Regions from separate parts of the Homo sapiens genome. Here region 1 is linked to region 2. A link is a contact called in ENCODE Hi-C or POLR2A ChIA-PET data. All regions are on one chromosome and are shown on one strand. Each heading gives the region's core, a stretch centred on a gene start or an enhancer-like site at or near the end of the contact. The rest is flanking DNA. Distances are from core to core; before and after follow the strand shown. Region 1 holds the start of MEG3 (maternally expressed 3). Region 2 holds the start of LINC00523 (long intergenic non-protein coding RNA 523).

Region 1 (3,875 bases), core at 552-3,051, 170 kb before region 2:
CGCCGCTCCGCCTGCTACAGGGAAAAGCAGAAATCCCGACTCCCACCTTCGTCAATCCAATTAAACACACGTTCACTAAAGTCAGAAAGACCCAGTCCTCCAGGCACCGCTGTCACGCATGTGGGTGGTCTCGGAACGAGAGACAGAACCTGTGACATCGCTGGAAAGTAACGCAAAGGGGGCCACCACGCCGCTCCCCGCCTTCGCCCCCAGGCATCAACATCACGCCTCCAAAGTCGTGCCTCCCTCCTTCGCCACAACAACAATTTCTAGCCCCCGCACGATGGCCCCTCACTGACCTTGTCACAGCCTCTCTCTCCATCCTGCTCAAATGAGCCACACCTTCCTAAGACCCCCGAAACCAAAAACCACTGGAAATCAACTAACGTGCCTCTGTGCGCCTCCACAACACCCGAAGCCACGGCGCAAAGGCCGACCCCGGCCTCTGCGGCCACTCCGCAGTGAATCCGGGGGGTCTCAAAACTGTTCCCTCTTGGGTAAACGAATCCAGGATCCTCCAGTAGATCCCGCGCCCGACCCCCTCCATCAGGAGAACAAAGGCCACCTCCCCTCCCCACCCCGCCCCCCAAAATTCCGCAGTGCCGCCAGCGCCCTCTCGCGGCCAGCCAGGAAACCTTCCAGAAACCTGCCACGTAGCCACCCGCCTGCGCCCCCACCAGGCCCGCCGGCCCAGGGTGGGAGGGGGCGGCCTGGGGGGGCTTGACTCTGACAAAGGAAATGGCAAAAGGCGATTTGACCAAAAGTCCAAGACTGCAACATGTCAGGATTTTCGAGCGACCACCACGCAACGCTCTGAAGACCCCCGCGGCACCCCATCCCCAGCTCCCAGCGTCCAGACCCCAGCAACACACCCCCTTTTCTGCATTTCTCTCCTCCCTCTTCCCAGACCCAAGGACACGGCCTTCTCTCCTCCCCAACCCACCCCCTGCATCTATTCTCCCAGTGCCCCCAATCCCACGACCCCCCTTCGGCAAGGACTGATCCTAGGGGGCTACTGGCAGGTTTGCACTTGGGCGCCATCTCTCTCCACTGTGAAAGTGGCTGATCAGGGCAGAACCAGATGATATCGGGTAGAAATTTTACTCCACATTTTGCCTGGGGTCCACACTGCACTAAACCTGTGTATTTGGATTCGGAAAACCTCGCGAAGAGGAACCTCCACTCCTCCCGCCCACGATCCACCAAAAACCTGGCCAACAGCTGGCGAGGCAAATATGCCCGGGAGACCCTTCTATTCGGGTGCTTCCCCCCCTAATTCATGGGGCACGCAGAAGGCATCGCCGCCATATCTCCCACTATTAACGCGATTCTAGAGGCGGCTTCTAATACAGGAAATCCGGGGTTCGCCCCCCAGTGACTGCCGTATACCCGAATCCAAGAGGAGTTCCATCTGATTCCTCCCGCTCCTCTGAACTGAAGTCCCTACCACCCAGCCCACCCTTAAGGACTGGACCCTCCAGAGAGGAGCCCTGACTTCCCCCCAGGGAAATGTGCCTCAAGATTTTCTTTCTGACAAATTTTGTTGCGGACGCTCGGGGACCAGGCGAAGTGGCCGCCTCCAGCAGCAGGACCCAGGATCAGGCAGGCTCTCGGCATGTCCAGGAGGACAGAGCCCATCCCAGAAGCGGATGCCGTCTTCCTTTTGCACATCCTTTGCGGCAAGGATGGCCAACCACTCACCGGGTGAGGGATCCTCTCGTGGGCGCCCCAGCTCTCCTGAGGAGCCGCCGCCAAGGCCAGCGAGCCAAGGCGCGCTCCCTCTCTGCTCTCCGCCGTCTGCGCTAGGGGCTGGCTGGGTGGGGTTTATATGGAGGCGCAGAAGGGGTGGTCTCTGACGTCAGCGCATTCTGCTGCAATGCGCTCATTTCTCTAAAAGTGATTGGCCGGAAAAATGAGCCCCCCAGATTCTATGACAAATTGCTCTAGCCGCACCCAGATTGCAGCAAAGAAGGGAGGAAAAAATTCTGCCGCAGTGCCCCTGGCCGCCATGACCAACACCCTGTGGTCGCGGGTGCTTTTTCCCTGCGTGAGCCCGGCTCGCCAGGCAGGGTGAATTCAGGCACAATGTGTGGGGGGAATCGCCCCGATGGCTGGCCGTCCTCAGGCGGCCGATGGCCAAGGTGGGGCTGTCGGGGCGCAGATCCCACACCTGGCGGTTTCGGAACATCCATCGGAGGATGCGGGCTTAGCGAAAGAAAATCATGCTTTCTCTTATTGTTCAGGAAAATAAAATGCCCGGGCGACATAACTGGTTCCCAGATGTAAGCCAGAGGCTGTCACCCCCTCCCAGCCCACCCGTGCGTTTCTGACTGGTTCTCTTTGACATGGGAGACAGAGCTCCGCGTCTCCGAGTCAGAAAACCCTGGCTGTGGAGTCCCGGGCTCTGCCGCTTACAACTCATGTTCGCGGAACCCGCTATGCCCCTTCCTCTTCCACTGGGTCCGCTTCCTCCACCTTAACCAGGGGTACCCCCCACCACACACACCAGGGTTGTAATAAGAATCCAGACAGGAGCCGTGCCCTCTAAGGAAAGTACTTTTAGAGGGCGGACTGTGTCCCATGTGGAGATGCCTGAGCTACCCCTCAAAGTTGGGGTGATCCCCACACACATGCCCTTTGAAAGAGCCCCAGCGCCCCGAAAAACAGGCAGCGACACATGTTGCGCCGAGCCCTGCCGCGGCCTCGGCTCCGGAGCTGGCACATGGGAGTTAATCCCTAACAGGTGGGAGCCCTCGGCAGCTCTGCCCGGCTCTGAGTGGCAGAGCGTGCAGGGCCGTCAATCAAATGTCCTCTCGCAAAGGTCAAAATGCTGTTGAAAGGGACCGAGGATCTATCTTAGGGTGACAGGTGGGTGGCAGCCAGGAGGACAAGGATGGAGTGCTCGGTGACAGAAAGCAGGTGAGGATGAGCAAGGGGCCCCAAAGAGGACAGCAGAGAGGCCCCGCCGAGGGCATCAAGTCAGAATCGCTCCCCCGCACTTCTTTGGGGGGTTTAAGCGGCGTCAGAGGGAGCCCCCCATGCCCAACGATCCCACAAGGTGACTGTAAAGCAGACGGGAGATTCCAGGGCTGAAAAGAAGGGAGAAAGGCTATTTCTACGTCCACAGCTAATGACTAGGGAGGTGAACATTGACCGTCAGGTCACTAGAGGCGCCGAGCCTTGGGACGGCGTGTGGGGGGCTCGTTTTTTCATAAACAGGCGCACTGTTGGGGAGATAGAGACGTGGGACGTTGGGGTCCTCATGGGGCGCTGCTTTAATATGTCAGGTAACACGAAGGAGAAAGAAAACACCCCCTTTACAGCCTGTGGAGCTTGCCAGGAGCCCCAGGGACTAGAGCCCCGGAAGCAGGCCTTGCACAGCAGAAACGCCCGCACCAGCCACAGACGTCAAGAACGCTTCAAAAAATCATGGCTCCGAGCACCCGCGTCAACAGGAGAACGTTTATTAGCCACAGTATTAATAGCTAGGAAACAGCCAGAGCTGGCCGGGGCCAATCAGCAACCAGGAGCCCCTGTCGTCAGGCCCCCACGGCCAATCAGACGCCGGCAGGCCCGGTTGCTAGCCTCTCGGGGGCAGAGGCGAGGGGCACGCATTGACAAGGGGCTCGCATTCACCCGCCGCGCGTGGGAACTGTGGTGGCCGCCAGAGAGCATCCGCAGCCACGCACCCGGGGGCCCGGGAGGCTGTCGTAGACACAGTGCCAGCCCGCGTCAGCCCTGCAGCCCCACAAGGGCATGAGTTGACGTTCCGGTGGGAGCCCCAGGCCTCAGGTGGGATGCTCCTGGAGCCCCTAGAAGGAGAAACTTCCAGACACCTAATGTCCAGTCTCTCCTGTCAGGGCCTGGCGCCCCTG
Region 2 (4,005 bases), core at 527-3,026:
CTGTCCAGGGATGCTGCCCCCAGCCAGACCCTCAGCCTCCTAGTCCTGGACCGAGACAGGGTGGGCTCGGGCCACACATGAGACCTCCCGTATATGTCCTGGGCTAGCACAACTGCTGGGTTGGCCAGCACTGGGCTAGGTCTGACCCCAAGATGGAATAAACAAAGGAAAATCCATGACAACTGGACTTAGCTCAGGGTGGGCCCTGCCCTGACATCCTCTCATCCCGCAGAGCTGCCCACACACTCAGGGGCATGGAGGAGCCACAGGCTGGCCAGGGGCCCAGCACCCTGGAGGACACAGAGAGGCACGGAAGTCACCTGGGCTGGAGGGGAGGAGTCAAGGCAGCCCTCCCAGGGACAAGGCCCTTCCGGCTGCAGCTGCAGAGAGGGAGGGAGGAGGAGGAGCAGGTCTGCCCTCTGTTCTGACACCAGGGGCCTTCTGGAGCTCCCCCAATGCTGCTCTCCCCATGCTCCTCCTCCCCTCCATGGCCTAGCCACCTCCCCTTTGCCCTCCTGGCTGCAGCCTCTGCTCCCCTCCCCATCCCACTTGCCTGAGCCAGCGCCACCTGGCCACATCCTGTATCTGCCCTCACTGCCACTCCCCAGGGCCCCTAGTAGCCCCCTGCTGTCCACAGGGACAGTCCCACCCCTCCCCACCGGGAACAGAGCCCAGCACCATGTGGCCCCTCAGGCTGTCCAGCTCCAGGACTCCTGTCCTGGCCACACCCTGCACTGTGGCCCCAGGTGCTTGGGGGCGTTCCCTGCACCTCCAAGCTTTAGCCACAGGTGCATCCTCCTGCTGGAAGGTTCTCCCTCCCCTCCCCACCTACTGTTCTTGCCCCAAGACTGGTCTTCATAGCCCGTCTCTGGGGCCTCTCCCCATTCCCTGGCTCATCCACAGTGAACCCCTCCTGGCTTGTCCAGACCCCACCTCACCTGGACCACAGCTTGTCACAGTTGGCCTGCATGCCAGACAGTGGCTCCTCGGGGCAATGACAGCATCTTTCTTTTCTTGAGCTTCTCTGAGGCCAGCCCAAGACACAGTTCAACCCGTGTTTGTTGAATGAATAAATGACCTACAATGGGGCCTTACCCTTTCACACCCAGGACAAAGTCATTTGCTCCCTCCAGGTTTACTTTGCTTTACTTTGCTAAACCACCACGCTTGCTCTCCTCTGCTTCACTCTTGCCTCCCACTGCCCACACCGAGTGTCCACCTTAAAGGGAACCCCAGAGCCAATGAGGGAGGCATGAAATCCTGACTTCCGACTCCTCCCCACCTGAGCTCCTCCCACTGGAACCTCCTGATGGGGCAGAAGGTTCAGGCTCACCTGAGCTGGGACCTGCCTGTGCTCCTAAGGGCATGGCCTTTCCGGCAGTTGGCTCCAAGTCACTTTGGAGAGACATTAGCATCCAGGCTCCTCTGACCCTCGAACGGGAGTTGCTTTTTGCGCCTCCCGGCAGGGAGCCCCCAGTGTCCTTGTCTTCTGGTGTCACCTGCTTCACAGCACGTCTCCCAAAATGCTTCAGAGCATTTCCATTTTTCCACGAAAGAAATGACCCGTTTCCTGGGCTCCTTTCTCCTCTGTGCCTCTGTGGCAGAGAGAGCTGCCTTTGTCGTAAAATAATTTCGGGCGCTTGCCTCTCTCTCACGCACAACTGTTCAAGGCTCTTTCCTCCGACTGACTTTCATGTCGCAAAACTCTATTAAGCTTTCATCTGCCTGGGGGAGCCGTGCCTTGAGGAACCAGGGAAGGGAAGGAGTGCTCCGGACAGTGCGCAGGGGATATGTAAATGGGTGCAGAACCCAGAGCCTGCCTCTGCCCTCCAGTCCACCCACCCGTCTCCAAGCGAGAACCGCCCTGCCTCGCGCTCCCCCGCCTGTTCTGGAAAGGGCGGTGTGAGGCAGGCAGGGCAGAGCCACCCTGAAATCCTCATCTGGATTTTTTGTTCATTCCAGTGGCAAAGAAGCTCACTCCCAGGAAACCGGGTGCATTCGAGGAAGGTGCTTTGGTGGAAAGAGCACTGGGGCAGGAGTCCAGGCCTGGGTTCGAGTGACAGCGGGTGCTGATTCCTCAGGGTTTCCACACTTCCTGGCAGGGAGGGCCTGGCTGCGTTGCCGTCTCTAATATTTGCCTAATATAGAATGGACCACTTGCTGGGACTCCACACATGTCTGAATATCCACCGCCGCAGGATTTTGTATTCCTTCTCTCTAAGAGGAACCCCCTAACTGTGTATGCTGAGATGCCACCAGGCTGGACGTCCCCATCAGAGCTGCCACATCTCCCTGCCGTGTGGCCCTGGGTGAGCCACCTTCTCTGTGTGCCTCAGTCTCCCAACTGTGTTTCCTCAGTGTTGTGAGGACTGAGTTCCATCGCAAACCACTCTCGCATGTGCCAATGGAGTGTTATGGTTTCCAAATACATGCACCCATCATGGGCTCTAATTCCCACCAAAAAAAAAAAAAAAAGCTCTGAGGTTTTCACCAGTGAGCCAGCTGATAGCAGCCAAACCAGAGCTGGGTTCAGGGTAACCAGCCTCCAACCATTTCAAAGCAGCCTTCGGACCTAACTTTCCATTTCCTCTGGGCAGCTGCTGTCCTCCAAGACTCCAGCTGGGGAAGAGAACAGCCCCATCTTCTTTCTCCACCTCTCAGCCGTGAGCTGGCTGTTCACAAATCACTCACTCTTCATTCTCACAGCAACCCTCACCAAAGCCCCGTGTCACAGATGAGGAAACTGAGGCTCCACAGCAGGAACCCGCTTTCCCAAGGCCCCATCTGTCTCCCGGTGAGCTCCTTCCCAGTGACATAGCACATGCTCTGTCTGTGCAAGTCCTGAAGCCACCACCTGTTTTACCTGACTGGAGGCTATCCTGCAGCAGGACACAGAGGGCTGGGCTGGGCTGCCTGATTCCGTTTCTGTGCTTCTGTCTCCTCTTTGCCCAGTGCTGCCAGCCAACATCCAGCTGCCCAGGGAAACTGCAGCCCCAGCAAGATGGGCCACCCTGGGCCACCCCCTGAACTTCCAGAGCCATCGGCTCTGCCCATCTGTGCCCATCTGTCTCACCTGTAACCCTAATGGCAGCCTCTGTTCAGGACCACCAGCAGGAGCCAGGCCTCCCCACACCTCACAGTGCCACCTCTCCAAACCCATCCCTGCCATCTGGAGCCCAGGGGACAGTCGGAAGCCTGCTGAGGGAGGAGGTCAGGAGATGGAGGCTAAAGGGGAGAGCACCAGAGTGAGGAGGGGCTCCAGAAGCTAGGCTGAGGGCAGACCCTGCTGCCCCCCAAAAAGTCACCATCCAGTGGGGTCATTATTTTTCAATCGGGGAGGCTTTGTACATGTATTTCTTAAAAATGAGGAGGGAAGGACGTCTGCAGGAGCGTTTCCTGTGTTGGAGTCACCAGCAGCTCACGCCTCATTGCTCCCGTCTCCTCCAGCTGTAATTAAGCCAGAGACACCAGGCACTGCTGCCTGCCCAGCTCCAGTCCCAGCACAATAATCAGCCCTCAGTTAAATGAGGAGGATAAATACAGGCAGACCGGGACTCCAAGGACAACAGCCCCCGGTTACCGTCCTCCACAGACCCGGACCACCACCCAGCTGCCTTGGTCGCTGAGCAGTCAGAGGATGGACAGAACATGCAGGGCCTCCTTGGTGGGAAGCCACGGACAGGGGGGGCCCCCCACGCAGGGCCTCAGTTTTCTCATCTGTAATATGGGGGAGCAGACAAGTCCCCCACGTTACCCTCTGCAGGCCTCGCTGTGGTCCTCTCCACTTTAGCCGTCACCTCTTGGCCTCCTGAGTCAGACCTGCAGAGGCAGGCCCGGGAATCTGCACTTCCCGAGATGCCCCAGGGAGCCCCTCCGTGGAACCACGTGTGCCAACGCCTGGGAGGAGGGCAGGTGGCCAGAGGATCCTGGGGTCCCTCTCCCAGCCCAACCCCACCCCCAGGCCCTGTGGCTGCTCCCCCTCTGCAAAGGCACCAGGAGGGAGGT

Evidence for each region. A loop is a pair of places that touch in the nucleus more often than their neighbours do. ChIA-PET counts read pairs that join two places held with the same protein, here RNA polymerase II (POLR2A). Pooled maps may share reads with other maps.
Region 1: a pooled map shows a loop between it and region 2 (6-fold over the local background). The contact joins the promoter of MEG3 here to the promoter of LINC00523 in region 2. A Hi-C loop is called at or near these places in 28 of 168 maps with a recorded cell type or tissue (HepG2, IMR-90, Panc1 and 15 more) and 25 of 50 pooled maps. POLR2A ChIA-PET finds 5 or more read pairs at or near these places in 3 of 52 experiments (AG04450, HepG2 and endothelial cell of umbilical vein).

Annotation. Positions count from the first base shown.
Region 1 is chr14:100,824,044-100,827,918 of GRCh38, reverse strand. It overlaps MEG3 (maternally expressed 3), which reads right to left and starts at 1,801. Exons shown (of 10, transcript NR_190993.1): 1 at 1,702-1,801. RefSeq lists an enhancer at 3,501-3,875.
Region 2 is chr14:100,655,039-100,659,043 of GRCh38, reverse strand. LINC00523 (long intergenic non-protein coding RNA 523) reads right to left here and starts at 1,776. Exons shown (of 2, transcript NR_024096.1): 1 at 1,334-1,776.